3 separate regions of the Mus musculus genome follow, and all the other regions are linked to region 3. A link is a loop called in an ENCODE intact Hi-C map of the cell type or tissue named here. Cell type or tissue: left cerebral cortex. All regions are shown on one strand. Links, peaks and the distances in the headings refer to the core of each region. The heading gives the core; the rest is flanking DNA. Region 1 overlaps Nav1 (neuron navigator 1). Region 2 overlaps Nav1 (neuron navigator 1). Region 3 has its middle 18 kb from the start of Gm4793.

What was found. Hi-C counts contacts between places; a loop is a spot of excess contacts. Peaks named below come from ENCODE experiments on the same cell type or tissue, not always from the same donor. Only the 100,000 strongest peaks of a DNase experiment are listed, where the experiment ranks them.
Region 1: a loop joins it to region 3, with 1.9 times the contacts of the local background. A loop is called at or near these places in 2 of 42 quality-filtered maps.
Region 2: a loop joins it to region 3, with 2.6 times the contacts of the local background. A loop is called at or near these places in 4 of 42 quality-filtered maps.

What each region holds. Positions count from the first base shown.
Region 1 is chr1:135,561,430-135,571,365 of GRCm38, forward strand. All of the region lies in intron 1 of Nav1 (neuron navigator 1), which reads right to left. Among named protein-coding and RNA genes, the nearest start is that of Nav1, 19 kb to the right of the region's middle. In left cerebral cortex, for the core only: no CTCF peak of the experiment used is centred there; DNase peaks (open chromatin) are centred at 89, 2,462, 3,491, 3,880 and 5 more places; H3K27ac peaks cover 2,033 bases.
Region 2 is chr1:135,550,638-135,560,573 of GRCm38, forward strand. All of the region lies in intron 1 of Nav1 (neuron navigator 1), which reads right to left. Among named protein-coding and RNA genes, the nearest start is that of Nav1, 30 kb to the right of the region's middle. In left cerebral cortex, for the core only: no CTCF peak of the experiment used is centred there; DNase peaks (open chromatin) are centred at 2,712 and 5,446.
Region 3 is chr1:135,610,326-135,620,261 of GRCm38, forward strand. It overlaps a transcript of Nav1 not described here. Among named protein-coding and RNA genes, the nearest start is that of Gm4793, 18 kb to the left of the region's middle. In left cerebral cortex, for the core only: no CTCF peak of the experiment used is centred there; DNase peaks (open chromatin) are centred at 4,868, 5,086, 5,718, 6,071 and 1 more place; H3K4me3 peaks cover 409 bases; H3K27ac peaks cover 952 bases.

The DNA.
Region 1 (9,936 bases), core at 10-8,009, 50 kb before region 3:
TCCTTCCTTGAGGCTTTTCAGTCTGAGATAAGTATGCAAAGCCTCAGCTGGGGAGGCACCGCCTTGAGGCTGAACAGGCAGCGATTGAGTGGGTGGTAGGAAGCAATGCATTAATGGGATTGAATGGGAGTGCAACACTGCAGGAAGCAGCCTCTTCTGGAGGCTGGATGAAGCCAGAAAGCTAAACAAAATTGTGGGGAAAATTACTCCTTCCATACTCCATTCTTCCTTTCTTAAAGTCACTGAAGCCTCTGCCGTTATCGCCAGGGAGTTAAGAATGAAGGTTCAGGTGTTTCGGTTGACGAAGTGCTTGCTCTGCAAGCATGAGGACCCGAGTTCCATGCCCACCCCCACCCCCCGAGATGCTACATTTTTTAAAAGTTGAGGCTGGTGGTGAGATTTTGTAATCCTAGGGCCAGGGAAGTGAAGATAGATGGATTCTTGGGGGCTATCCAGCCAGCCTAGCCCATTGGAGCCCCGTGCCAGTGAGTGAGAGAGACCCTGTCTCAGAAAACAAGGTGAATGAACATCTAAGGAATATCATCTGAGGTTGACATCGAGCCTCCATGTGCATATACACACAGATGAACACGCACACATATGAATATGTGCGTGCACATACACACACGTACACATGTGCGCACCTCCATCAAAAAACAAGGCTGCAGGGTTCAAATGTGACTGCGCTGGCTACCAGCTCCTGACCCCTAGCAGACATGATCCTTCTCTGTGTCCCAACCCTCTGCTGGTTAGTGTCTGCCAAGCTAACACAAACTAGAATCATCCAGGGAAGAGGTGGGAACCTCAGTCGAGGAATGCCTCCACCAGCTTGGCCTGTGGGATGATTTCTTGATTAATGATTGATGTGGGAGGGCCTAGCCAGCACACACACACTCCTTCCTCCCGTGGGCAGTGCTACCTCTGGGTAGGTAGTCCTGGGTTATATGAGAAAGTCGACTGAGCAAGAAAGGGTGTAATCCAGTAAGTAGCATTCCTCCGTGGTCCCTGCTTCAGTTGTTGCCTCTAGATTATTAACCCTTTCTTACCCTCAATGTTTTTTGAGAAGCTAAAATAAAATAGGGCAATGTCCTCCGGTGTCATCTATAAAACAGAGGTAGTAGCGCCTGTGTCAGAATTACACCGAGCACACCATTGCCTGGTTTGGTACAGTGTGGTGTACCCAGAAGCCCATCCGTGCATTACATCATCAGACACTGCTGACTCCACTGGCTGCTTTCATGGATCATTCAGGAGTGTTCAGAAGTCCTGCTTGCAGTAGGAAGATTTAGCTGAGAAGTGGGAGGCCTAGGTTTGAGCCCTAGGAGGAGGCCTGAGCTCAATCGTTTAAGCTCGGAATGCAGCTCCCTTGTCTGTGTACCTGGGATAATAATTCAGGGTCTGCTCTATAGGGAGTATATTTATATGCAACTATGAGACAATAAGACCACACATGGCGGGCTGGAGATATGGCTCAGTGGTTAAGAGCACTGACTGCTCTTCCAGAGGTCCTGAGTTCAATTCCCTTCAACCACATGGTGGCTCACAACCATCTGTAATGGGATCTGATGCCAGTGTACTCATATACGTAAGACAAATAAATAAACCTTAAAACACACACACACACACACACACACACACACACACACACACACACACACACGCACACATATGGCAGGAGACACTGGAGCTTTTCAAAGTTGAGACTCTGCGTATTTCACTCCCCCATCCCTTGCAGGCCATCAGGTTCCAGAGTCCATCTTCCAGGACACTGAGCAGGGGCAGGAAGCAGAGCCAGCTGGTATTGGTGAAAGTTTCAGGCTATTAAGGGAGATTTGGGGTCAAAAAGAGACTTGCCGTGAGAAGGCAGGATTCTCTTGGTTTAGGAGGAATGGGGACCCAGGCGTGAGTGGGCCAATGCGTTCCCACACTGTAGAAGCAGTTCAAAGTGGGGGTGAGGGGCAGTGTACACAGGCTCCCGGCCTGGCCAAGACTTCCATGCCCATAGCATGACAGCAACAGGAAACTCAATAGCTTTAACCCTAACCTACCCACTAGGGAGCTATTGTCAGTCTGAGAGCAGAGGAAGCCTGCAGAGGCCATAGTGTGCTCTCTCAGAGCCCATCCTGAACTCTCCTGGCTTCGTTGCAAGTGTTGGCTTGGAGGAAAGGACCACAGAAACTCTGGAATGAAACCTCTTGGAGTTCAGGTAGGTAACAGCTCAGAATATGAATTATGTGGACTTGGCAACTGATAGGGTATCTGCTGAGTGTCCAAGTTTGTGGGCTGGTATTCATGTGTATTACAAACAGACTCCAAAGTTCTTAAGAAGTATAGAGTGCCAGAAACAAGGTCTACGACACGATCATTAATTACCTAATTATTTTGGCATAAAAAATGCTCGACAGGGGAGGAATAGGGGATGTTCAGAAGAGCCAGGAAGAATTTGGACTGCAGCCCTTCAGAAACTGTGTCTCCTCTTGGCAGAGCTGGCGGAGCACTGGGGGCAGAACAACAAAGCACCCAGGCCCTGGCCTTGCTCAGTCAGGCCAAACCAGCTCTGTGCGGTTCTCCCTAGAGCGTCTCCAGCACAGCCAGCTTTGTCCCCCAAGTCTTGCTGATTCTTCTGTCCTGGAGGTTCCAGGAGACACGTGGCACATGGGAGAAACAACTGGTCCTGTCTCCTAAGAGGTAATATGTGGTCTCCTCAGCTCTCACGGAGCTCTGGTCTAGTCATAGGGGTGGGGGAGGGGGAAGGCAGAATCTCCGAGTCCTGAAACCTGAGCTGAGCCTGGCTCAAGTTAAGGGCAGCTTTCAGGAGAAAGTTTTCTCAGGCTACAGCCTCCACTGAGCACTGAGCACTGAGCACTGAGCACTGAGCACAGGGCTAAATGCCTCAGAGGGGCCCAGGTCCCCAGGTCACACCCTGTGCTCTCCCTCCCTAGCCTTCTAACAGGTCTGGAGGAGGCTCCCAGGTCTGCCCAGGGTTCATTAACAGCTCCATCTCTGACACGCCCCCCCGCCCCCCCCCCATCACCTTTTTGGTGAGGGAGAAACTGAGGCCTAGGATAGTATAGAATACATTCTAATTATGAATGACAACTGCTGGACCAGGCCACACCACAGGGACAAAAAAAAAAAAAAAATGTTTCTTTCTTGTGAGATTCCTCTCCTGCCTTTTCACTTCAGAAAATGGCCCAGTGGTTCCACCGAGCAATGGCCCATTCCACAGACTGTTCCAGCACCATCCTACTGTAGGCAGTGCTGCGGGGAGGAAGGCAAGAGGTGGGATTTAGCATGCACTCTCTCCTGCCTCTGTGAAATCCAAACACCATTCGCCTCCTTTGGTGTTTTCTGTGAGGCCACATTGAAGAGCAGGCTCCTCTGTCGAGCAGCTCTTCTGAGCATGCCCAGTGCCTGTATGGCTCGCCCAGTGCTCATGACAAAGGGACCTTCAAGTCAGGCCCTGTCAGAAAAGAGACTGACTGTGAGAGACGGCTGGGCCTGGAGTCTCTGGCAGGAGCCAGGCATATGAATTTTGCAGATTTCATGGTGGTGCCGAGGAGCGGATCTGGCACTGAAAGATACGGCTGGGCAAAACACTCACCAGGGAAATGGGAGACATGTTTTGCATTGGACGACCTCTGGGAGTGTTCCTGGGAGTATCAGTGTCATTTCTCAGAAGTGCTGGGCTGGGCTCTCCCACCATTCCCGGGGAGGAACTTGAGGAGCCATGGAACAGAACCCTGGGAAGTGTGCACTGCTGCAAATGGTCCCCACTGCCCTTCTTAGCTGCAACCCATCCCCAAAAATAATTTTTGATTTTATACATGTTCCCATGGCAACCTGAGTCCCCATCAGCCAGAGGGTTACCATGGTGACTTCTTGGCTCTGTCCACAGCTGAGGCAGGCTCTGTTCCTTAGCTGGCAAGCTGGGCTCACAGGGAGTCAGGTGAGGAGAAGACTGGAGCTGGGGCTGGCCAAGGGCACTCAGGGGGTCTGTTAACAGCTGCCTGGGCCAAGCAGAGATGTCTCAGAGCAGGAATTGGCCTGGTTTCCAACCAGCCTGAGAAACACTGCTGCAAGCTATCCCAGGTCCTCAGTCCTCCCTTCCAGCCACTAACCCAGGTCCTCAGTCCTCCCTCCCAGCCACTGACCCATGTCTCCAGTCCTCCCTCTCAGCCACTGACCCAGGTCCTCAGTCCTCCCTCCCAGCCACTGACCCATGTCTCCAGTCCTCCCTCCCAACCATTGACCCAGGTCCTCAGTCCTCCCTCCTAGGCACTCACCACACTCTACCCCCAGATGGCACACCTCTGCAGCTGCTTCTTTCAGCTGATGCTTTCCTTGTTCTGGGATTCTCTTAAGAATCCATCTCTAATTCTGTCTGTCCTCCTCAGGTCCAGTCCTCAGCATCCCCCTGGCATTTCTAGTCTCAGTTAATCAGGTCCAGACAGATCTTGGGCAATATTCCATGTCTACGCTCTGAGTAGGGTTGGCATTCAACTGCTGTGTCCCTTCCTATGTGCCACAGCTGTACCCACCACCCTGTGCCTGGCCCGTTTCCTGCCAGAGCCCGGAGCTCCTGGCCGTTGGTGTCCTCTCTTCCCTGCCAGCTGAGGGGCTCTCCATGGGGAGGGTCTGTTGCTTTGCTTTGAATTTCTGTATTGAGGTTGGCCAAGGATGCAGAGCACGAGGGAGCTAAGAGAGTGAACATGCTGGGGGTGGCTGAGAGCAATGGGCTTAACACTTCCAGCCGTGAAAGAGAGGAGAGAAGGATGTGACCGAGTCTCACTTTAGGAGAGGCTAAGAATAATTAAGAACTCAACTTCAAGGGCTGGAGAGATGGCTCAGCAGTTTAGAGCACTTGTTGCTCTTGCAGAGGATCCACGTTTGATTCCCAACATCCGCATGATGGCTCGAAGCCATACCTAAGTTCAGTTTCAGGGGGTCCAATTTCCTTTTCTGGCCTCCTTGGACACATGGTACCACAAACACACAGGCAGGCAAAATACTCATAACTATACAAAGAAATAAATCTTTTTTAAAGAAAGGAAAAAAAAAAAAGAGAATCCTGCTTCAGCTGTTTCATGGTCACCCAGTCGTCCCTGTGCCTGCCTGCCTGCCTGCCTGCCTGCCTGCCTTCCTTCCTTCCTTCCTTCCTTCTTTCCTTCCTTCCTTCCTTCCTTCCTTCCTTCCTTCCTTCCTTCCTTCCTTCCTTCCTTCCTTCCTTCCTTCCTTCCTTCCTTCTCTGCATCCATCTGATCATCTCCAGCTACTATGCCAAGAGAAGGAACAGGCATGGAATCTGGGAAGTGTGTGCCTCCCACGACGATCCCTTACAAATGCACGCTTGCTCTACTCTTGCACGCCATGGCCCATCTGTGAGTCTTGCCTGCCCACGTGCAGGAATCCTTGTCTTCGTCTTAAGAGCAACCTATAAAATATGGGGACACACTCTGGAAAAAAAAAGTGGTTTGTTTTTTTTTAAACTTTTACTGCATTCTCACAGAGCCTAAAACAATGCATTCATTAAAAAACAGTGAGAGTGGATGATTAAGCTCACTCGGGTTTTGTTTTTTTTTAAAGCCTGTGAAAAGTGTTATTTTTAAAATTAACAACAGTACTTTTTAAAAAGCCAAGGACCGGGCTTGTTCTTGACTCTAATGCCCACTGGGCAGTGGGTAGAAGAGTTTGGAACCTCAGCGTTAGTCCATCAGGCTCTGGAATTGATAGAGCAAAGGCACCCAGGCATCTCATGGGGCTAGGAGCTCACATAGCACACCTACTTTGAGTGAGCATAAAAACCAGGCTGGCTTTCCAGGGCAACAGAATCCAGCTCTGACTATAGACACACAGGCTTTTTTTTTTGGATAGGGTTTCTCTGTGTAGCTCTGGCTATCCTGAAACTCACTCTGTAGAACAGGGTGGTCTCAAATTCACAAAGATTTTGTCTGCCTCTGTTTCCCAAGAGCTGAGCTGCTTTCTTAAAGTGCCATGGCTATCCCACGTTGTCTCTGTGGCCTCTTGGCAGCCAGGAGCCTTAAGTGTTTAACATTGCAGGTGTCTGGGGTTCTAACACTCATGGAGCAGGTTCAGACGAATGACCTAAACCCCATGTGACCTCACTTCCTGGCTGTTCAATGGTTGAGTTTACTGTGCAGACAGTAAACCCTACTCTGCAGTGCTGTGGGGATTCATGGTTCTACTCTGTAAAGTTCCTCAGACAGTGCCTGGCACAGAGAGAATGTTCTAGTATCCAACGTCTTGGTGAACTGGCCTCCCAGACAGGTCCCAGGGATCTCTGTGCTCAGAGAGAAGGTCCTTTAAAACCAGGGCTTTTCAAAGCTCAGGCAGTAGTAACTCATTTGTAGATATGGTAATCAACACAGCGGACTGCAACCAGCTCAAGGAAAAAACCAAACATTCAGTAAAACAAACCAAGTACATTCTACATAACAGATTCAGAAATTTACAGATTCAATATGTACATGCTGGGGTTGGTGGAAAGTATAATACTGATGGGGGGGGCTTAAGGTTGAAAACAAAAACCAAAACAATAACAAGAAGGCACACTGACTGCCTAGGCTGCTGTTAGATAGTAGTGTCAGTGAGAATGAGCTCTTGTGTCCTAAGGAAAGGAGGGGCTGAAAAGGAGAGGAGCCATGGCTCAGGGTAGGGGTAAGAAAGGAGGTGGAGGTCTGGATGGCAAAGCTGGTCTTACATCACCCACCTCTCCGTCCTAAACTGGGCCTAAGCCTTCTGCGGATTGGAGAGGCTTCCAACAGTCCCACCTCAAGCCTGACATGACAGCTGGTAGACTCTTCGAGGAATGCACAGTGCCTGCAGAGGTCCCCCTCCCTCCCCCAATGCCCATACATCTGTGTCTGCTGGTGATGACAAATGCCCTCACGCCCGCAGCAGCTAGGAAGGGTAGAGCAAATATCCTCTCCTTGCAAGAGATGCATCAACTGAGGACCCGGGAGGTAAAATGAGTTGTTCAGGGTCACAGAGAAATGCGAGGCCAAGCACACAGTCCTCACTATTGGCAAAGCGCCATCTACTTGTCTTACCTGTCATGGCAGCAGAGGCGGGGTGGGAGGCAGGTATAGGGGTTGTCAGGTATGTAAAGGGGTGCTTTAACACATGGGGTCTCTCAAGAAAAACTGTGGGAGTGGTCTAAATGTCGGCATAGCAACTCGGAACACCAACACTTAACATGAGTCATGTGGCGGGCAACAGTGTGCCGTCAGACAGTGTGTGCATTGGCGACCATTACAAATGCCAGGCTGGGTGGCCCACCAGCTTCCAGGGGTTTTCCTCTCTCTACCTCAAATCCTCACGGGGGCCTTGAGCTCATACTCACCTGCATTACTGTGCGGGGCTTGTCCATAGGTTCTGCAGGGGTTTGCTCAGCAAGCACTTTACCCACTGACCCACCTCTCCAGCCCCTCAGGGACCAATTCTACACTTCTTCTGTGACCTCTATTGTAGTCAAACTTGATGCCTAAGTAAGTGATTTAAGGCACTTAGGGCGGGTGTGTGTGTGTTGCCTCTAACTCTTTTATTTGGGCACACATAGGGTGGCCATGACACACATCACAACAGTTAGCTCCAAGAACATCACATTAGTGTTCCCTGAAACTGCAGATAGCATGACTGTCCTCACCACCACCAAATGCCATTGCAATCACTGTCACCCTCTTACCTTCCCTGTATCCCTGATTACTTTTCTACTATCATCACTGGTCCCCACAGCACCAAAAACCTCAACATCACCACCACCACCACCACCACCACCACCACCACCACCACCACCACCACCTCTACTGCCATCACCATCTCTGCCATACTCACTGCCTCTGCCACTACCCTGGTCTCCCCCACACCTTCCCACTGAGGACAGTGTGACTGCCCCTCCCTCTTCCCTGAGTTCATTTTGTACGAATCCTGTGGGCCCTAAGTTCAGTTAAAATTAGCTGGCTTTTTGACAGGTGGCATTACTAGAAAAAAAATTAGAATTTTTATAGCTTTTAGTCAAACGTGCACGCTTTACACGTAAGAAACTTTTATGTGCAGGCAAAATAAAGTTTTGTCGGTTTAACTTTTTTTTAATGGAAATGAAAACTATCTAGATATGAAAACTTTAACGCACGAGGGCAGGGCAGAGATGATCACATCTTGTCCCTAAAGACCTTGCAGTGGGTCAGGGGACACTCTCTCCAGGAGCACAGGTCCTGACCTTCCCCAGAGGGGCTGGCTGGGGGCTCCCCCTCTCTGCTTGCATTCTCTCCCTGGAGCCTGTTCACCCCCTTCGCCCTCCGATGCTCATGTCTGCACTGCTAATGCCCTTCTCTGAGCATCATGACGTCACCCAGATGGTTCCCATAGCCTTGGGGTCTTCTAGGTAGGACTCTACCACTCTTGCCTCCCCCACTTACGCTCTTCAACAGCTGCCTGAGTGGCTTTCACCAAAACACAAGCCTCGAATTACTCCTCCTCTTACAACCTTTCCTGGGGCCCTGTGGTGGAGGCAGTGACGCCTGCCTTGGGTCTAGGAGTTTAAGGCCAGCAGGGTCTACAGAACGAGTTCCAGTCAGGACTACACAGGAAAACCCTATCTTGATACTGCCCCCCCCCAGAACAAACAAACAAACAAAAAAATCAAACCAAAGCAAACAAACAAACCAAACTTTTCCTGACTTTTCACCAAGCTTAAGGGAAAATTCAGAATTTTGATCCTACCTTTCAGGTCTAACTCATCCCAGACCCTGCCCCTATCCGCCTCTATCCGCCCCAGTGTCATGGTGGTGCGTCCCTACTGCCTTGGCAATCTGCTGCTCCTCATAAATACTTTGGCTCGCTCAGACATCAATACCACTCGTTGCTTTACCTGGAAAATCTCTGCCTAGTCACAGGGCCCTGGCTGACCCATATCCTGCTCGGAGAAGCCCTCTGACCAGCCCCTGTAACCTGCGTCAGCATGCCTTCTACTTTCTCTCCACATCCCTGAACAAGTATTGAGGAATTATGATTCTTAAAGACAGGGAGACCAGGAGGAGGGCCAAGCTGGGCAGTGAGTAAGGACCGAGCAGTCAGGAAGGCCAATGGGTCACTACCTCAGCACACAGTTCTCTAGCCTAAAGGTTCCAAGATGCCTGCTAGCAAACACATTTCAGCACTAAAAATGTTCAAGAAGGATAGCCTGGCCCATCTGCACCTGAGCACAGAGCCTGTAAAGATAGAGAGAACAGCGGAGCTGAGATGTTGGCCACTGTGGTGGGTGAGGCTAGGGGCCTGTGGACCCTGGCTACTGGGCTGAAATACAGAATCACCCTGGCCTACTCTGAGAGAGGGGCTTGGGATTCTGAAGACATGATCTCATCTCCCTATCCCCACTGTCACTACCCTTGCTTGGCTGCAGAGGGAAACTGAGGCAGTTTTCTAATCCCCCTCTGTAGAGGGAGGATAGGAAACCCAGTTTCTTGGGTTTGAGGCCATAGTCCCTAACAGGGTTCACATTGCCCCATCCAAGACTGTTGGGGATCTCTGTCCTGCTCCTCGAGGTGAGAGCATCTCCCTACACTTGGGACTGTTGCCCGTAGAGGATCCTTCATCATGCTGAGGTTTTCAAGACAGGGTTTCTCTGTATAGCCTTGGCTGTCCTGGAACTAGCTCTGTAGACCAGGCTAGCCTCAAACTCAGAGATCCACCTGCCTCTCTCTGCCTCCCAAGTGCTGGGATCAAAGGAATGCACCACCATCGCCTGGCTACATCTTAGGTCTTGGTGAGTGTTTTATGAACTTCTGTGGGTGATGGAAACTGTACAGTGATTTCTTTTTTACACGTGTACTTATGAGATTCAGCAGCCATGGGGAGGAAGAGTGAGCTTATCGCTCAATCTCCAAACTTCAGCAGGTACATTTTAGAAATGTACAC
Region 2 (9,936 bases), core at 1,706-9,705, 59 kb before region 3:
GGTGCAGGGCTGGGATTTGAACCTAAATTCACCATCTCCAACCCCAGGGCTCACCGGATTTCTGTGAAGTCTGTACTACACCCATCTGTTGTTTTCAATGAATAAGAAACACAACAGAGCCCAGAGCCCAGAGCCTGACTAGTCTCAGCTCTCCTGACTCACTTCTACATGCCACCTCTAACTGTGTTATACCAGCTTCCCAGCCCCCTACCCCGTCTGCCTCTGCAGCCAGAGCAGGGAGTCATGGCCACATTCTCCCTGAAAATGATCTTCAGCCCATCTCTGGCCAGAAGCCCCAGCAGCTGGTGACCTCTGAACCCCCTCCCTAGGGTCATCTATGTTTAATGAGCAGGATGCAAAGGGACTATAGAAGAGCGAGGAATCAGCTGCCTGGGCCTGGTTGAATTTCCCTCCTCCAAAGAACAAGGGAGGTCCCTGGTCCTGATGTCTGCTAGGCTTTGCTCTCACTTCTGCTCCGCTCCGACTGGGGCAGCTCAGGGCAATGACTGCAGAGCTGCTCATCCCTTCCAGTTCCTTGTGTTCCATTCTTAGACCAGGCACCTGTAGGTGGTTGCCATGGGAACAGCTGGCTCAGGTTTCACTCCTGGGGACCACTGAGCCTAGCCTGTGTGTGCTCCTTCTCCCTCTGGGAAGACAAATTGGAGAATACACTTAGGAGTAAGATATTCATGCAGAAGCGCTAAGCCCAGGCTAGAGGCTGGGGGATGACTTGGGTGGCTTCAAACACTTCAGCCACCTAACACCTAAGGAGTCTCAGAGCGGGTCCATCCACTGAATCTGAGGTCTTTGTATTTTGACACTTCAGCGTCCCAGATGACCCTAGGGTCCTTGGTCTAGAGTCTGAGGCTCTCTGCTATAATTTTTTGACGTGGTATTCTTACCACCCTCACACCCACTCTATCCTTTCACCCATCCAGCCAGTCTGGCTCCTCACTGCACCCTTGCCCGCCTGTGCTTCCCCCTGCTCTATTGGAAGGCTCTTCCCTGCTTAAGCGAATGCCTGGTTCAGGTCACATCTCTTCCCAGAAATTTTCCTGACCCACATCAGATACAACTTCTTCTTGTTCTAGAGCTTTCTATCACCGAGTCATTGATCACGGAACACATGTTGTACCAGACACAGTGATACAGCCCTCAGTCCCTGCACTTGGGGGGTGAGGCAGGCAGATCTCTGAATTTGAAGCCAGCCTGGTCTACCTAGTAAGTTCTAGGACAGTCAGGGCTACATACACAGTGAGAGCCTTTCTTGAGGAACAAACAAACAAACAGAAGAGCGCATGTCACCTCTGGTTTTGCCTACTGTGACACTACCCCCCACCTAACCCCCCCACCTCTATCCAATGCCAGCATCAGTGGTGATCAAGCAGCAGGTGCCCAGGAAACAAAGCTTGAATGGCCCCTGGAGAATGCAGATTGTCCCTCATCTGGCCCTCCCCCTTGCTATATAACACCATTCCTCTCTCAGAGACTCCATAGCAAACTCGACCACAGCCTGTGTATCCTTTCTGACCCATGCCTCTTTACACAGCTGCTGGCTTTGAGGGCAGAAGCCATATGCCATCCATCACTGAATGCCTGTACCTGACATGGTACTTAGGCTACAGCTGATGTCTTAGTCAGGGTTTCTATTGCTGTGAAGAGACACCATGACCGTGGCAACTCTTATAAAAGAAAATATTTAACTGAGGCTGGCTGACAGTTCAGAGGTTTAGTCTATTATCATGGTGTGACCCATGGTGGCATGCAGGCAGACATAGTGCTGGAGAGGTAGCTGAGAGTTCTACATCTGGATCAGCAGGTAGCAGGAAGAAAGAGTGACACTGGGCCTGGCTTGAGCATCTGAAACCTCAAAGCCCACACCCCCTGTGACATATTTCCTCCAACAAGGCCACATCTACTCCATATGGGCCTATGGGTCATTCAAACCACCACAGTCGATCTTCCCTGCAGACTTGCTAAATGAACACATCCCCAGGCCTCTGGTCAGACCCTTTCTTACCTTCCTGACCCAGGGCAGAAAAACAGAGGAATTAAGGGGACATGGGAGGGAAAGTGAGCCCTTGCCTTGGGTCTGCTAGCAGCATCTTGCTAGCTGAGTAGCAAGTATTCCTGCACAGCTAACAAAATCTGCTGTGAAAACTGCCTACCTACAGACGACATAGAGCTATGTCAAATGGGGATGTTAAAGTAGCAAAGAGAGCCATGGGTAAGCCATGAGCTCGCATAAACTTCAGCTAATCCTTCTCTAGCTACCAACCTGGACATTTCACAAACAAGACTACTAGAGTTGTTTCGAGACAGGGTTTCTCTGTGTTGTCCTGGCTGCCCTCTGTAGACCAGGCTAGCCCCGAATCACAGAGATCTGCCTGCCTTTGCCTATCGAGTCAAAGGCGTGCACCACCATCAGCTGGCTTACTCGAGGTTTTTACAGTAAAAAATAAATAAATAAAAAATATGCATCTTTCCTCCCTCATGCAATCCTCATGACTCAGCACAAATTCTGACCAGTGCACCTCAGAATCCACCCTTTGATCTATTTACTAAAAACAAACTCAAAATTCCTTCAAGTCCCTTAGGAAAACACTATCTTCAGAAGCCACCCAAATTGTACGTGTGGTGATTGTTAAGACACAGGTTGCAACTGTCTCTGGAGGCGCTCACACCCACGCCTGGGTATGTCCTCTTTTCACTAAAGAGTTTCTCCTCCTGGCAGTGTTCATGCTGAAGCCATGCTGAATGCTCTTAATGAACTCCAGCTCCACTTTACACCCATTCATCCTGAACTCCTTTTCTGCTGAGCAGCATTGCTTCAGCCGAGTGGAGGCTCTGAGAAGAACCCTTCTTTCTGGCTGTGTGGGTTTTAGCAGGAAGCTGTCTCTGATCCCTGACTCTCCCCACTCCCCTTCCTGCTGGGCTCTTCCTGCTCACCGATTAACAAATGAGCAAGGACAACACCTCACAGACAGACAGACAGACAGACAGACAGACAGACAGACACACACACACACACACACACACACACACACACACACACACACACTGTCACCTCTCTCTCCTGAACTGCCACCATTCCGCCCCGTCTTTCCAGCTCATTTCCTTTCCAAGGCCAGCTTCTGGACCTCCAGCCCTTGCCCTTTCTTTCCAAATGCAGCAGCCTGACTCCAGCTGTGACAGGCTTTATTCCCCACAGGTGGAGATCATCTTGTCCTTGATTCTCTTTCTGAGGGGGCCCAACCCAGTACTCTGTCTTAGATCCTTCCTGCAGGTAGACTCTATGGCTCTGCCCCATCGTCCCAGCGAACACCTGACTTTTATTGTCTCTGTCTTAAATGTACACACACACACACACACACACACACACACTCATGCATGTGTGCACACATACCACAAAAACGTATACATACACCACACACACACACTACACACATACAACACACCACACACACACACACAATACACCACACACACACACACACACACACACACACACAACACACATATAACACACTACACACACAATACACCACACATACACACACACACACACTACACATATACAACACACTACACACACACACACTGAACACACACATGAACATACACACACACTGCACAAGAGCAAACATACACACCAAACGTGCACACCACATGCACACCACACACACTACACACACACACACACACACACACACACACACACGCTCTCCTGAGCGTGCGTCTTTGTCTTCCTCTCCATCATTCCAGCCTCCATGCTCTCTTCAGGTACAAATCAGTGGGAAATGCCTCCCCAGACACCATAAACGCTTTTAATGGAGACCAGGAACTCATTTTAAAGATTTTCCTCCATTTTCTGAGCCATTACAAATTCCTGGTACCTGGGAGTCAGAGCAATTGTCCCCAGGCAGGCAGACATATTTTACTGGACATACAACTTTTTAAACACACAGAAAAAAAAAAAAAACAAAACCCTACAATAAAACTCACTACCCAGACTTTTAAACTGAGCTATCTGTCACTCACCCTAATTCTCCTCTTTCAATGGCCCTTTCCCTTAAAAGGCTTCTAAAGGGCCTCACTCAGCCAGCTGTTAGGCAGCGCTTGGCTCCTGCCACATCCTCAGAGCTCAGCGTGTGGTCACGTAGTCTCCTGCCCATACAAGCCACTCTAGTGAGATCCTCAGCGAGACAACACAGGCTCATTAAACGTTTGCAAACGAGTGAACAGTGAACGTACGTATAAATGAATGAAAGGAGACAACAGGGAGAAGAGATTCCAGAAGCAGATCAGCTCCACAGCCAAGAAGGAACGGGGGTTGGGAAGAGGGAGAGGACATACAGTCCTGGAAAAGCCACAACACATAAATTGTGACCAATGACCACGAGCGACTCAGGCTTCCTGTCTGCGTCTGCTTTCAGCTGAACATTCCCCTTTGCTGACACGGCTCCTGGTCCACAGCTGGGGAAGCTACGCACGCGTCTGCCCCATGAGCAGGTGCTAAGTTAGAACCTTAAGCTGGGCTGTTCTTAGAATCCTAGGTTCACTGGGGGCGTGCTGTGACCAGTTAATGGAAGATTCAGAAAGTTGTTCCCTTCCCTCTTATTTACCATCCACCCACCTGGCAGGAAAGGAGGTCCCACAGTTCTGTTCCTCAGCCAGAGACCAGGGACAACAAGGTGGCTTGTCTGCATTCCCTGGAGACACGGGCACGACCAACACCTTTGTTCCTTTGCGTATGCTATGCCTTCAACCTGGCAGGCCTGGCCTCCCTGGCTGCAGCTCCCTGTCAGAGAGCTTACTCTCAGCACTATCACTGTGCCAGACTCTTGGGAAAACAAAAGAGCAAACCAAGCTTCTCACACCTCTCCCAGAGCCTGAGAGCCTTCTCTCACAAACCCACTGTCCTGGGCCCCGGAGCTGATGGTTCAGTTGTGACCCTGTTACAGTGGCTCTCAACTGAGAACAGAAATACTTCTGGGGACTCTTGACTAGACGGACATGTTACTGGCATCCAGTATGCGGTGGCTGTGGATGTTACCAAACATCTTCCAATGTTCCGGGCAGCACCCTCAACTGAGGGCTATCTGGCCTCAGTGTCGGCAATGCAGAGGTTGACTCTTGTCATCACACCTGCTCCTCTCTATAGAGCTCAAATCCCTCGAGGAAAGAATCCATGAACCGAAGGAGCTGCAGAGGGTCTAGAAACTCCGAAATTAAATGCAAATCTTATACCTGCGTATAATGTTCATTCTCTGGAAAGAAAGACTAGTGAAGAAGCTAGTTAAGAGGCCCTGCGGTGGAGGCAAGCTCTGAGCCTTGGGCAGCCCAGTAAGGAAACCATGGAGTATACAGTTTACAGTATACAGACACTTAGCAGGCAAACCCACAGCCCAGATGCTCTGAGATCCTTATCTGAGCATCCACCAACACTCCCATGAGCACTCACACCTCTCTCAGAACGTGGGCCGACTGAGCACCACAGACAAAGCGCCCTCCTCCAAGTCTACTCCTTGCCTTTCCAACCAGTAGCTTCTATAAAAGGCTTCTACAAAAAAGAAGACCACGGGGCTTCCATAAGACACTGGCAGGGATTTTGGTGGGAACGCTGGGATTATCCGTCTCTGGAAACCCTTCCTCGAGCTGGTTAATCCCTAATGAAGACCTTGCCCTCCATTCCCCTCCTGACTCCCTGGATAAACTGAGGCCTTAAATTCAAGGTTAGAAGTGTGTGGAGAGCCAGACACATAACCTCATACACAGGTCCCAGCCTCTGCTGCTCCCCGTACCAGCCTTCTTGATGGAGATAGAATTTATCAATGTGAGAGCAATTTCACTCTATCTTGTCAGGGACAGGGGAAGGAGATAAAAGGACATTTGACTCCCTGCTGTCAGCCAGGGATGCTAATGAATCCTTTGCTTCCGAAGACGATTATCGAACAGAATAATTCATCGCCAGAGATTAATTGGACTAATTATGTTGGCTCTCAGAATCCCCTGTATAATTATTTTGTATTGGGCCAATGTCAGTGATAATCCTGTGATACAGGAACCTCTTCTCCGATGGGAACAGCCCTCAGAACTGGATGCCTGGGTTTGACCAGTGGGCAGGTGTCAATGACACGGACAGCCATGTTTCTGCTCTGATCTGGTTATGCAATGCCTGCGTTTTGGATGCTTATCCTTTATTCGGGGTAATATGATCAACTGCTAAACCCCAGATCACTCTCCACACTCCCTCAGTGAGCGCATTACTCTAGATCTCCCAGTTCTTTCGGGTTGACATCACTCCTAGGAAGAGGCTGGCCTGCTCTAGGCACACCTAAGTGCTTTGTCTCCTTAATGCTGACCTTCACCCACCATCCCTGTCACCACACCAAGGAGCTGAGAGCCCAAGGCCCAGCAGCAAGGTGAGTCCTACTCCGCTCTGACTAGCCACGACATCTCCTTATTTCAGTTAGCAATCTTCCACCAAGATCTATCTATGAATGTAAAGCTTGAATGAGGCACACAGTCCAAGTCACTCTGACCCGTCATAATCTGCAGTGCCACACCCCACGTTCTGGAGCAATTAGACACAACATGGCCAGGTAGTCGCTCTCCTCGTCAGTGGTGCACAGGTGAATTTAGAATGCTTGGAATCGTGTTAGAGGAGTAGGGGCATATAAGAACCCCTGGCTTCTTCCTCATCTGTCCACATTTGAGGGCTAGCTTTGGAGAAACGGACTTACCACTTTCTCTTTCCTGTCCACAAATGAAGCTCAGCTTCAAGAAAAAAACAAACTTGAACCAATATCCAGGGCCAAATAGAGTAGTATCGCTTAGGATAGATAGCTCTAGCTAGATTCCCAGCTACACGGAGACTCTATGTAAGCTTAGGCAAGGGTCTTCAAGTTCAAAAGTCTCAATTGTTTTTTTCCCCCCGTGGTAAATGAAGTAATTATATTTACTTTTCAGAGTTTCTAGAAAGATTAAATTAGCTAGCACATGTTAAGTGCTAGTATAGGACCCCATATCTTAACTCAAACGTTGTCATCTGTTACTGTAATTATCCCATGTATCCCAGGTATCCCAGCAACACCTGGTTCCCTTCGGTTTTAAACCGGGATGTCTCCCAAGGGCCCTCAGCCTTGAGCTCTTGTTAGTCCTCCAAGGAGCTGGGGGATGACACACTTCAGATGCATACAAGGCAGAGAATTTCCTCCTGGTGACTGGAGATGGGCAATCTCTAAAACCTTTCCAAGATGGCTACCAAGACTCAGTCATGGAAATATATTTATCCATGGTAAATCCTTCGATGGAAGACCACATGTCATTCCATGTAACAATTCAAATATTTGCAGATATGCTGGCAAAGGAAACTTTCCTGGATATGCATACTTAAGAGTTCTGAAGAAAGACGGGTGAGCATTTACAAGCCTGCAAGGAGCTGAAAGGTTTCTGTTAATGGGTAACTATGCATAATCGCAAAACACCTTTTGAGCCAGGAAGGGGCTTAGGGATCGAGTGGTAAAGCAGCTGGCGCTGGCACTGGGGCTTTGGGCTGTGGCAGCAAGTGAGCCACCTCCTGTCATCAGCAATTCCTGCTGTGGACAAGGGCACCGGGAGTGCAATCTGAGGCTGGCAAGAGAGGTAGGCTGCAGGGGTTGGGCAATTCTCCAGGAAGAAAAAGATGTTTGCTGCCCGGAAGCCAACTTAAGAGCTTTCTAGGAAGCAAAGGCAGCCAGATAAGTAGCCAAGAGAAAGCCCACCCACAGAGGCTGTGACAATGGGCAATTGGTATAGGGTGGCAACAAGAGGCACATGGAGATAAATACAACCTTGTAACAAAGTTGCGGAGTTTTAAGTAAGAGGAAATTAAGTTAGAAAATGCTGGAGGCACTAAGGACAAAGTATCCAGGGGCTGGAGAGATGGCTCAATGGTTAAGAGCAGGTGTTGATTTTGGGACTTCAGTTCCCAGCACCCACATCTGGAGGCTCACAACCCCAGCTCCAGGGATATGAGTCCCCTTTTTAGTCTCCAAAGGCACCTGTGCATATATTCACACACCACCAGCATAATTAAAAATAATAAATCATTTCTAGATAAATAATCGTTTCTAAGTATCTAGTAGCAGGGTAGTGGTGGCACATGCCTTTGATCCCAGTGATAGAAAGGCAGAAACAGATGGATCTCTGTGAGTTCGAGGCCAGCCTGGTCTACAGAACAAGTTCCAGGACATCTGGTGCTACATAGAGAAACCCTGTCTCGAAACAAAACAAAGCAACAACAACAAAAAGTACCTAGGAAACTCTTGTTTCCTGACATTTAATTACAAGGCTTATGAAATACCTTAACTACATGAATTGGTGTATCGGTGGGGACACAGAGAAAATTCTGGTGTGACACAGAATTTTGGAACAGACCTCTGCATCAAGGAGTATGACGGCTGGTAAGCTATTTCAAGCGTTGTGGATTCTACTGGGAGATCTATACATGCCTTGATTATCACCTCGTGGAAATGAAGTACTAGTGGCTGGGCCAAGGGGATGGCCAGGGATTGTCCTTGAAGATTCTACTTCAGGCTATGGAAATGGATCCTAGACACTCTGGCTTCACCCCAGGAAGTATCAGGTGTTGAGGGAGACAGATAGGGACGGAAATGAACAGAAACACCCAAACAGGGGTTAACAGACACCTTGGCAGAACTACAAGCTGTTTCCTTCCAGAATTACCTGGCTCGGGAGGTGAGAGCTAATTTGCCTGGAAGCCTCAGGGTTGAGAGACACAGGCACAGGTCTGAAAACCCTGAACACACCTGAAGGAGCAGATACGGGACAATACATTTCAATTCAACAAACACCGGAGTGCATGCTAAGTGTCTCTCGGCCTCTAGAACAGTCTTTCGCTTAATCTTAAAATACTGTGACTGCAAACAAATGGTGTTTGAAACTCCCAATTTATATAGTGACAGAATGTTAATATTTAAAAACCTGATGTTTTAAAAAGCAGCATAAAGGGAAGAGTAGAATGAACCACGTGATTCTAGGTTAGAGTTGGAAAAAAATCTCTATTAACTAATGTTTATTTACATACCAAGCTAATGATTATTCATATATTATTATATACCATCTATAGAGACATGGTCCTATACAGGTTAACACAGGCACACATACTTTTAGTGTTGCCAACTGGAAGGACCTAGAAACAGCCACATTTTAGCAGCAACGAACAAATCCAGAAAACATGTCTCAGTTCCTAATTCCTCCTCCAATCAAAGCAACAAGGGTCCCTTAGAAAAATGGCTGATGCTTGGAACACTGAGGCAAAGAAAATGCCAACTGGGTCTAGAGAATTTTACAGGGTCAAACAATAAAGAAAATTAAAATTTGAGAGGTAGAAGCAGCAAGAGGAAATAGCTCAGATTTGGTGAGTGCCCAAGCAAACCCAGGAGGCAGAGAGATGGAGAGGAAATGGTTAAAGAGCTGGGAAGCAGGACAAGCCAGCCTGGCCAGCCTGGACTGGATGCCCCCTCCGTTTCCACCATTTATCCCTAAGTATCAAGACTGTTGCAGAATTCTCCCAACACAGCAAAAGGAACAGCACAATAAATTCAACCCCATCTACAAAATGAAAAATACAGTCTTGAGCTGTATCTCAGAGGATATGAGGAATACCCACAAGTCCATTCTGAGATACTGCAATCACTGAGTAAATAAATAAATAGGGAAAATAAGTTCCCCTGCAGAAGGATCACAATAATTTATGCATCTGATCTGCATGATGACAGCCAGCATCCTGTCTCCCTCTCTGTACCAGAAACAAGCACAGCCTCTCTGGGAGGCACAGACCGGAGCAGGCAGAGTCCAAACTCCCTTCCCATCACTTTCTAGTGCAATGTCTCTAAGCAAATTACTTAATCTCTCTGTCTCAGTTTCCTT
Region 3 (9,936 bases), core at 645-8,644:
CCTGCCTTGATGTTAATGGACAAACCCCCTGAACCTGTAAGCCAGCCACAATTAAATGTTGTCCTTATAAGAGTTGCCTTGGTACCAGGCGGTGGTGGCGCACGTCTTTAATCCCAGCACTTGGGAGGCAGAGACAGGCGGATTTCTGAGTTCAAGGCCAGCCTAGTCTACAAAGTGAGTTCCAGGACAGCCAGGACTATACAGAGAAACCTTATCTCGAACCACCCCCCCTCCCAAAAAAAGAGTTGCCTTGGTCATAGTGTCTCTTCACAGCAATGGAAACTTTAAGTTACTCCCAAAGAAATCTAGGAGTAGCTCAGGCAAGTATTGCCTGTATCTGCTAGAACATGGAAAAGTATTCAACCTGCCCAGGCTAAGCCTGAAAAAAAATGAAGGCAGGATAATATTGACAAATACTGAGGTACAGACCCTGAGTCCTTCCACCAGGAGAGAGCCCCCAGCTTTAGTCCATGGCCCTAGTGGGGCTGAGAGTGGATTTAGTCTGTCATCCTCCTTTTACCCAGTCCTACCCATCCTTTAGTGGTCAGCTACATACTGACCCTGCCTAGAACACTGAGCTGTGCCAGGCTCTGAGATGTTGAGCTAACCAGCAGTCCACCCACAGCAAAAGCTTTAGACTACTGTACCCAAGCTCAAGACGTGGCACGTCTATGGTCTACCTCCTTGGTTAGCTCCTGCATGGCCAATTTCTGCTTCCATTGTTGATCCCAATCCAAATACAATGTGAGGACCAAATCCAGCTAGGCTCCTCAGACCATCATCCCTCTGGAAACTACGTCTTTAAGAGAATTCTAGAAGTTGTTTCTTGGTTCAGAGTATCTCCACGGTGTTGCCTCTTGATTCAAAGGCCATCCCAACCCCCCAGTAGGAGCCCAGCTTACCGACCTTATCTGCTGGGGACCTCCAGCTCCTAGCTCTGCAGGGTCCAGTCTAGACTGTCTTGCCTCAGATGTCTCTACACCCTCTGGCTAGGGCAGGCCCGATTTCCAGCTCTCACGGTCTGAAGGCCAGGCTGCTTCTAGCTCCCTTGCTAATGGAGTACACCCACACCCCTGCTTTCACTAGATCATCATTTTTTAAAAAGCATGATGGGAGAGGACTTTTAAAACAGGACCTTGGTAGGTCACTGGGGCCCTGCCCTGCCTCTCCACTGCAGTTGGGACCTTGCTTGACCCTCCTCCTCAGAAGGTAGTCTTTTAAGAGACTGGAAGCAGGTGACAGTCATTGTCCTAGGTGACAATGTGAGAACCACATTAGCCTCAGAGTAATGGAGAATCACTCTCCAGGCAGCAAATTATTGTAGTCTATGGCAGGAGGGTCACCAAGGGCTTCCCTCGTTTGCCTTTGAGTGTGCATCTCCAGGTACCGAGCATCTGTAAGGGGAACACAAAGGATGCCTAGCAGACACACCCGCCCTCACCAAGCTATTCCCTATGTGTCGGGGAACAGTCTCTTAGTGAAACATCATTTCTAATCCTTACAACAACCTGAGAAGGGAAGTTCTACTATTCCCCTTTCACCAGACAGGAAGATGATGCTGTGGGTAACTGAGTTAGACCACATTCACCATCAGCAGTGCCCCGTCTCAGCCTCCACACCCCTTGTTCCATGATGGACCCTCTCTCCTTGCTGTGATGGCTGTACTGAGTCTCTCAGAGATAGAGCTGAGAGGAAGACTTAGTCCATAGGTTCGAAACTAGAGCAGAAGAGAATCACTCATGGGTAGTATGGGGGGGGTTCCTTCTTTTCTTCCCCCAGCGTTCCTCATATCTTACACATTCCCTGCCCCTTCACTCTGTTTGCTATGGGTTGGTTGACGTGAGAGTGGATGGGGTATGAAGCGGGGGTGGGGGTGGGGGGGAGATGATTGATGTAACCTCGCCTAACCATAGGTCTAATATGCCCAGTTGGTGGCTCATGATACATGTGAGCTAGGGTAGAAGTTTACATGATGGCTAATCTTGGTTGTCAACATGACTGTTTCTAGAATCAACTTAAACAGCTGGGCATCGCTGTCAGGGGCTTTGTTGATTGGACAATTTAAGATAGGAAGAGCCACCCTAAGTATGGACGCATAAGAGGATGTAGAGGAAGGATGCTTTTGCTTTTTGCCTGCTTGGCTTCACTCTTGCTGGCAAGTTCATCTATCCTACTGCTAAGGCATTCCTTTGCTGGTATCAGAATCTACTTGTACTGGTTGTTTTTATGTGTCAACTTGACACAGGCTGGAGTTATCACTGAGAAAGGAGCTTTAGCTGGGGAAATGCCTCCAGGAGATCCAGCTGTGGGGCATTTTCTCAATTAGTGATCAAAGGGTGAGGGCCCATTGTGGGTGGTACCATCTCTGGGCTGGTAGTTTTGGGTTCTATAAGAAAGCAAACTGAGTAAGCCAGCGGAAGCAAGCCAGCAATGAACATTCCCTCCATAGCTTCTGCATCAGCTCCTGCTTTCTGACCTGCTTGAGTTCCAGTCCTGACTTCCTTGGTGATGAACAGCAGTACGGAAGTGTAAGCCGAATAAACCCTTTCCTCCCCAACTTGCTTCTTGGTCATGATGTTTGTGCAGGAATAGAAACCCTAACTAAGATACTACTTGTAGGGGATTCCAATGTACACAGAAGCCCAGCAGCTCTCTCAAGATCCTCTAGATCTCCAACATCAGAAATCCAGTCTCATGGACTGAAAAACTATATGATTCTTGGTCTTTCTGTCAGGAGATAGATAGACATTGCTGGGTCATCTGGACCACAGCCTATAAGCCACTCTGATAAATCCCATAAATACAAGTGGGATTTGTTGAATGAATAATATGAATATGTTAATGAATGACTATAAATTAGTGAAAATATGTATATACTCATTCTGTCAGTTCTGTTTCTTTAGAGACCTCTGACTAATACAGCTTAGGAGAAAGATTGTGGAAATGGGGGGCCGCATGGAGAAAGACACATGGGGGGCACTCTGGACAATGGTGCCTCCTGAAGTCATCAATAGGCCCAGATATTTTCTCTTGGAGCACATCCAAATGCCTGCTAGCTGTGGCACCTACTGTATCCTTAGCAAGCCAAATGATTTTGGGAATTCTGTACTTGCTCTGGGGCTCACTCTGGCTCCTGTTCTGTCCTCACTTCTTATTGTTTTGAGTCCTGAACAGGCAGAGTAAGGCAAGGCTGGGGAGATGCTTGACTTTATTTAAGGTGGCTACTAGTACCATCATCCTTCACGACACCTTCACAGTGCATCTCAGGAGGAAGGTCAAGGGCAGAAGAAAGCTAGGGATTGAGCTGGAAGGGGAAGCAAGGGAGCCATTGAGAGAGGAGGGGGAGGGGGAGAGGGAGAGGGAGAGGGAGAGGGAGAGGGAGAGGGAGAGGGAGAGGGAGAGGGAGAGGGAGAGGGAGAGGGAGAGGGAGAGGGAGAGGGAGAGGGAGAGGGAGAGACCACCAACAAGATCCCAGGAGTCCCTTAGTTTCCTCCTTCTGAGGATCCCCACCTTCAACCAGTTACATGAGGGAGTTGGTATTCCCTGTTTCAAATAGCATCCCACTTTCAAAAAGGTTCTTGGCCTGATCTCTTTGTTTAACATTCACACACCCTAGCCGGGTACCTTCCATTTGCCATGTGGTTTGCCAGGTACTATGTCAATCAAGATGGCAGACACCAGGTTCTGCTCTCAAGGGCTGAGAGATACACCAAGAACCCTGTGCAGTGAGCTCTGTAAGAGGCAAAACGAAGCACCACAGAGACATCATGGCCAGAAAAGGATGTGGTATCTAGTGATGCCTCAGTGAAGAGGCAGCAACAAGGCTGGCAGTTGACAGTCTTGGAAATGGTGGCTTGGGATAGGGTTCCACACATCCATGGGTTTGTCCATCAGCCCCACCATTCAGACCCTTCTCTTCAAAGAGATTCACTACCACAATGATAAAGAACAAAGTTGGGAGCCACCAAAGCTTCTGGACCCAAAGTCTGGCCCTGGCTTTTGCTTTTGGTGTGTATGACCCCTGGGAAGTTTTAGAACTTGGATTTTCCATTCTACAAAATGAAACCAAGACCAGCACCTACCCTACTAACACAGTTTCAATAAGTAAGTTAGTTAGATGCAAAATAAGTAGGTTAGAACCATGCCTTGTCTAGCATTCAACAAATACTGTTGCTAGGCCCTCAAAGACTAACTCTTTCTGTCTATCTCTCTGTCTCTAATATTTTATCACTAGTATTTGTTTATCTGAGGCAGAAATTCATATACTCTAGGCTGAAACTCATTGCTTAACCATGGATGACCTTGAATTTACCATCCTCCTGCCTCCACTTCCCATTCACTAGGATCACAGATATCAGCCTCCCTGTCTGGTTTATTCAGTGCTAGAGATCAAACCCAGGGCTTCTTGCATGCTAGACTCTGCTAACCTACATCCTTAAATAACCTTCCTTATCTAGTTTCCCTCATCCTGTGTCCCCAGGATGGAGGCTGAGCTGCCTGATTCTCCTATTAGAACTCTCTTCATTGGGACATGCACGGCCCACACTGGGTAAGATGTCACCCAACTGTCTGCCAGAAAAGGGGGAAGAGACTGAACAGGTTGAAAACCATGCCATGTCACACTAAGTGTATAAAGGCTTCCAGTGCTCTGGAAGGCTCACCAGTTCCTGCTCTGTGGCTTTAGACAGCTCATGTTCTCTAAGCTTGGAGTCTTCACCTGCAAAGTCTAGTCATGGGATTTCAGGAAGATTAAGTGAAGGAATAAAAATAAGACACTCAGCGTGGTGGCAGGCCTGTGGTGGTGACAGAAATGATGTCAGAGACAACATCTGTCCCTCCTCCAAATTCAGATGCCTGATGTCCTGTGGGTAAGCCAAGGGGGTGGTGGCCTCAGGTAGAGCAGTGCCAGGACCCCAGCATGGTGTATGGCCCCCTCACCAAAAAGTTCAGCTTGATCCCTCCACCCTACCCCCTTTTTGTCTATACTCCAACTGTCTACTCTCACACACTTATCCTGGTGCGACAAACACATATTTAAAGCTTATTTATTTTTAAATATTATGTGAGGGTGTGGGTGTGTGTAAGTGCAGGTGCCTGTGGAGGACAGAGGATCCACAGGAGCTGTAGTTACAAGCAGTTGTGAGCTGCCTGGTGTGAGTCCTCTCTGAGAGCCGGAAGTGCTTTTAACCCACAAGTCATCTCTCTAGTCCCTTATATGTTATTTTTAAACTAAACTCTTTTTAAAGTTGCCTTTCCAGGCTGCATGTCTGACACCATTCTAAACATTCCACCTGCAATGACTTGCAATGTCCTACCAATTGGTGTCACCACCGTCCCTACTTCAGAGGCACAGACTATGGGGAGGTTAAGGGTCTTCCTCAGGATCACACAGCTTACAGAGGGCAGAGATGAGGAGACAATCCAGCTAGCTCCTGCGCCTATGTTTGCAGCTAGCCCCCTGCATCTGCTCACCCAGCAGCTGGAACCTGCCTCCTTTCCTGCCTCCACCCAAGCTCTTCAGACTGTTCACTCCGGCCCAGGCCGCATCAGGACAAATGCCAGCTAACTGGCTTAATGCTCTGCAAATCCCAGAGCCAAGAAGTATTTTGGGCCTATAAATATTTCAGTGTAGCTTAGAAGGTGGTGAGAACCTAAACGCTAGCTCTCTCCATTCTGCAAGGCCTGGGACAGGCGTTGGGGAGGAAGGCAGTCCCCAGTGAGGCTGGGAACTATCCAGATGGCTAGTTCTAGACTGTCTTTTCTCCGCCCTACTTGCCCTTGAACGGCAGCCCGCAGTCTCTGCAGGGTGGGACCGGCCGTGGTGCTGATAGGACAGCTCCTCCCGCAACTGCCGGTTAAAGGAGCCACAGCTCTTTAGAGGAAAGAGTTAAGATGCCCATTTCACAAGGTCGGAACATCTTAACCACACTATGAAGAGTATGGGTATATTACTTTGAAATAAATTTAAAAAAAGGGTGGAGGAGAAGAAAGGGAAAGTGGGGAGAGAAGAGCCCTGGAGCGTTCCACATAGTACAGAGTGGTAGCTAAATGCAGATCCTGAGCCCGCCTGGATTTGCCACGCCCCCACACACTGCTATGCAAATATGGGCACTGATGCTTTGTGCCCATGGTATAGAAGCAGCCCGGAGCACTAGATATACAGACGGGGGGAGTTGTGAGAAAGGGTACAAGAGTCTCGTTCTTACACAGTGCTGTCTGTTAGTAAGGCAAGTCCTCATCACAGCTCTGATCTCTCTCTGCGGTCAGCCATTTCAAAGCAGTACAAACCCTGCACAGAAGGTTTCACTTCTGACCTAAACTTCATCTTCATTTGAGTCTCATTAGGTCAGTTGATTTATGCAGGACTGGAGTGGAGTGGATATATCAAAGCTAGGCACAAATTTTCCTATGTTTAAAACTATGGCAGGGGGCTGGTGAGAATACACAGCAGTTAAGAGTATACTGCGTAGGCAAGAGAGGTGGGTCAGTACGTGTTCTTGAAGACAGCCGGAGTTTGATTCCCAGCTTCCACAGCAGACAGCTCTCAACAACCTGTAACCCTAATTTCAGGAGATCTGATACCCCTCCAGCCCCCTCAGACACCTACACATGACGAATGATCATTAAAACGAAGACAAAACATACTGCTCTTTCAGAAGACCCAAGTTCTGCCTCCAACATCTACACCATGCAGTTTACAGCTGCCTGTAACCCTAGCTCCAGGGGATCTGATGCCACCCCCTGTACTCAGTGGGCATGTGCATTCAAGAGCACACACCTACACATAGACATACACATAGTTTTCAAACAGGCTGGAGAGATGGCTGAGTGGCTGAAAGCACTGGTTCCTCTTCCAAAGGACTTGGGTTCTAGTCCCAGCACTTGCATGGTGGTTCACAAATGTCTATAGGACCAGTCCTGTGGGATCTCAAGCCCTTTTCTGGACTCAGAGGGTATTAGGTATGCACATAATACACAAACATACATATATGCAAACACTCAGAAAATAAAAAACACATAAAATAAACATGTCATGTGTTAAAAGAGAGCGCATTGTTATGGAATCCTCCTGAAAGTGAGGCCCTCTCCAAAGGAAGATAGTCTAGGCACAACATCTGGGAAAGGAGGGTGGGTAGGATGACACAGAGGGAGGCAGGCTTGGGCCATAGGAACTTACTGCACGCTGTCTTACTCCATCTGCCATGGGTCTCTTTGCTGTTGTAATCCTGACAGTACTTCCTTCCTATAGCCTAGCCTCCATCCCTGACATCACTTCCTTCCTATTATAGCCTAGCCTCCATCCAGGCTTTTCTTCTGGCTGGGACCCCTGTGTGGTTCCCAAGAGGCACCGAGAACAGATAGCTATGTCTGGGGGCTGAGCCATCACATCAGAGAAGAGACAGCTGAGTCCTTTGGTGCCACAGCAAAGTGGTGGCTTGGGCTACTTTACCCTTTGGACAAACACCACACACACACACACACACACACACACACACACACACACACACACACAAAGACTCTATGGTCTCAATAATTTGTTTCACAAGCTGAAACTAACCTCCAAGGTGTAGCATTCAAAGGCCGGGATCTTGGGAAATGACTAAGTCAGGGCAGAGATTCTATAAACAGGATTAGTGCCCTCTTCCACGTGGCTTAAGAGAAGCTGTTGTCCTTCTGTGACGTGGTGACGTGAAGACACAGAAGAGCCGGGACAAGAGGTGGCCTTTATCAGACAATGAATCTGCTAATGACTTGATCTCAAGATCTCAACTTCCAGAACCATGATCAACATATTTCTGATGCTTATATGTTCCATAGACATACATGCTTGTACCAAACACACAGAGATATGCACCGATCCCCCGAGATACACAACACTCATACCCAGACCAGACATACAGGGGCACACACTTGCATACAGGCACAGGTAAACCACACATACACATACATACACACTCACTCATGAATACACACAGTCACACACTCTCATACATACACATGAACTCACATACAAAACACACATGTTCACCCTCATATGTTCTTAAACGCATACATTATTTTTCAAATTTATTTTTTAATTTGTTTAAAAATTAGCCCGTTTTGACTTTTTCTTTTCTTTTTTTCTTTCTTCTTTCTTTTTCTTTTCTTTTTTTGAGACATGGTTTCTCTGTGTATCCCTGGCTGTTCTGGAACTCACTCTGTAGACCAGACTGGCTTCAAACTCAGAGACTGACCTGTATCTACCTCCTGAATGCTGGGATTAAAGACATGTGCCACCACCACTTTGCTAACCTTGCTTTTTTTGGTTTTGAAACAGGGTCTCTCATTATGATCAGGTACTTGCTAATTCAGCTGACTGGCCAGGAAGCCTCACGGATCCTCCTGTCCCTACCTCTCCAGCAATGGACCTATAAGCACATGCCACCATTGTCCCCAGCTTTTAAGTAAATAAATACACTGGGAACTAACTTGGGCCATTATGTGTGCATGACAAGCACTTTACCAACTACACTGCCCCTTGCTGTCCTTCCCTTTGGTCTGTTTCCAATTCAGTCCGGTGGCCTGTAGTAGCATCCGGCTTTCCTTGGAGAACGGAGTTATGGACCTGATACAATTCATGTGTGATACCTGGGGCAGGATGTACAGGCAAAGACAGGCATGCTCTGCCTGCAAGGAAGGAGCTTGTCCTGAGTCACTGTGTGAAGTGGCAGCAGAACCTGAGGCGATCACTCAGCCTCCCATCAATGTTAAACCTCAATCTTTCTCAGATCTGAAATTGTAAAGAGACTCTCAGGGTTGAGGATGAAGCCACCAGAGACATTTATTTACTAGTGTTAATCTGGTCTAGCCTCCAACCTCTGACAGCCTCTGAGAACAGACAAAGGACAATCTAAGAGGTGTCTGTGACATCCGCCACCAATCTGGCTGCCAAGTCCTTGGCAGAGAGGGGAATCACCCTAGGCAGCATAGAGAGGAGACAGGGCAGGCGGCTAGTGTACCCATTGAGTGGGTAGAGGATTGGCAGAAGGCAGAGGAAATGGCTACGACTTGGCAAAGGAGCAGCGTGGGCTCAGTACCCTGAGCCCGCCTGGCTGGCTCCTGGCTCACAACAGGGATTAAGGTTGTTCAGAGGCAACGGAATCCACTATTTCCCTCCCGTATCCCCTCTGAGCCCCAGGCCTCTGGCAGTTCTTAAAAAGTCCCTGATCCTTCAGACTGGCATGGCTTCTTTTCTGACCTAAGAGTGGCATGTGCTTACAGAGGAAGACCCAGCTCCTGAGATAATCTCAGGCGCTCAAAGTGACTCTGTGTAAATCATCAGGCGAGAGCCCCGCATCGCCTCCAGCCAGGCCCTGCTGCTCCCAACAGAGGCTTCTGAAAGCTGAAAAGCCCAGATTCGGCTTGCCCACCACCTACTTCTCAGTGTTCCCTGGCTGTTCCCTAACCATGAAGGAACCTACACCCAGGCTGCCAAAGACAGGGCACCACACAGAGGGACGGTTACTGCCTTCCTCTCCTTGATCTCAGAACCAGTTATTTCTTTTCCCTGGGCTAGAAGTTCTTCCAAGTATCTAACCTCTACCCCCTAGCTAAAAAGAAAAAGAAAAAAGAAAAAAAATCAAATACGTTGTCTAGTTCTTCATTCTGGGGCTCGCTTATCTCAGTCCTGGCCTCAGAAGCAGAAGTGAAGTCTAAACTTGAGGGAGGGGCCTCGGAACTTCCTGGCTACAGACTCCTGCAGTCAGCATATCTGCCTGTCTTGCTGAATTGCTCCATCCAATGGGTTCCGCTCAAAGCAGTATCCTTGGTTCCTTTTCAATTAGCCAAGAGGAATGATTTAATGCTAATGAAAATCGGTGGTTTAAAACTGTCCCACAAATCACAGGGGGCTGGAGGCCTGCTGTAAATGCCTCCTGGGGAGGCTGGGCTGGGCCT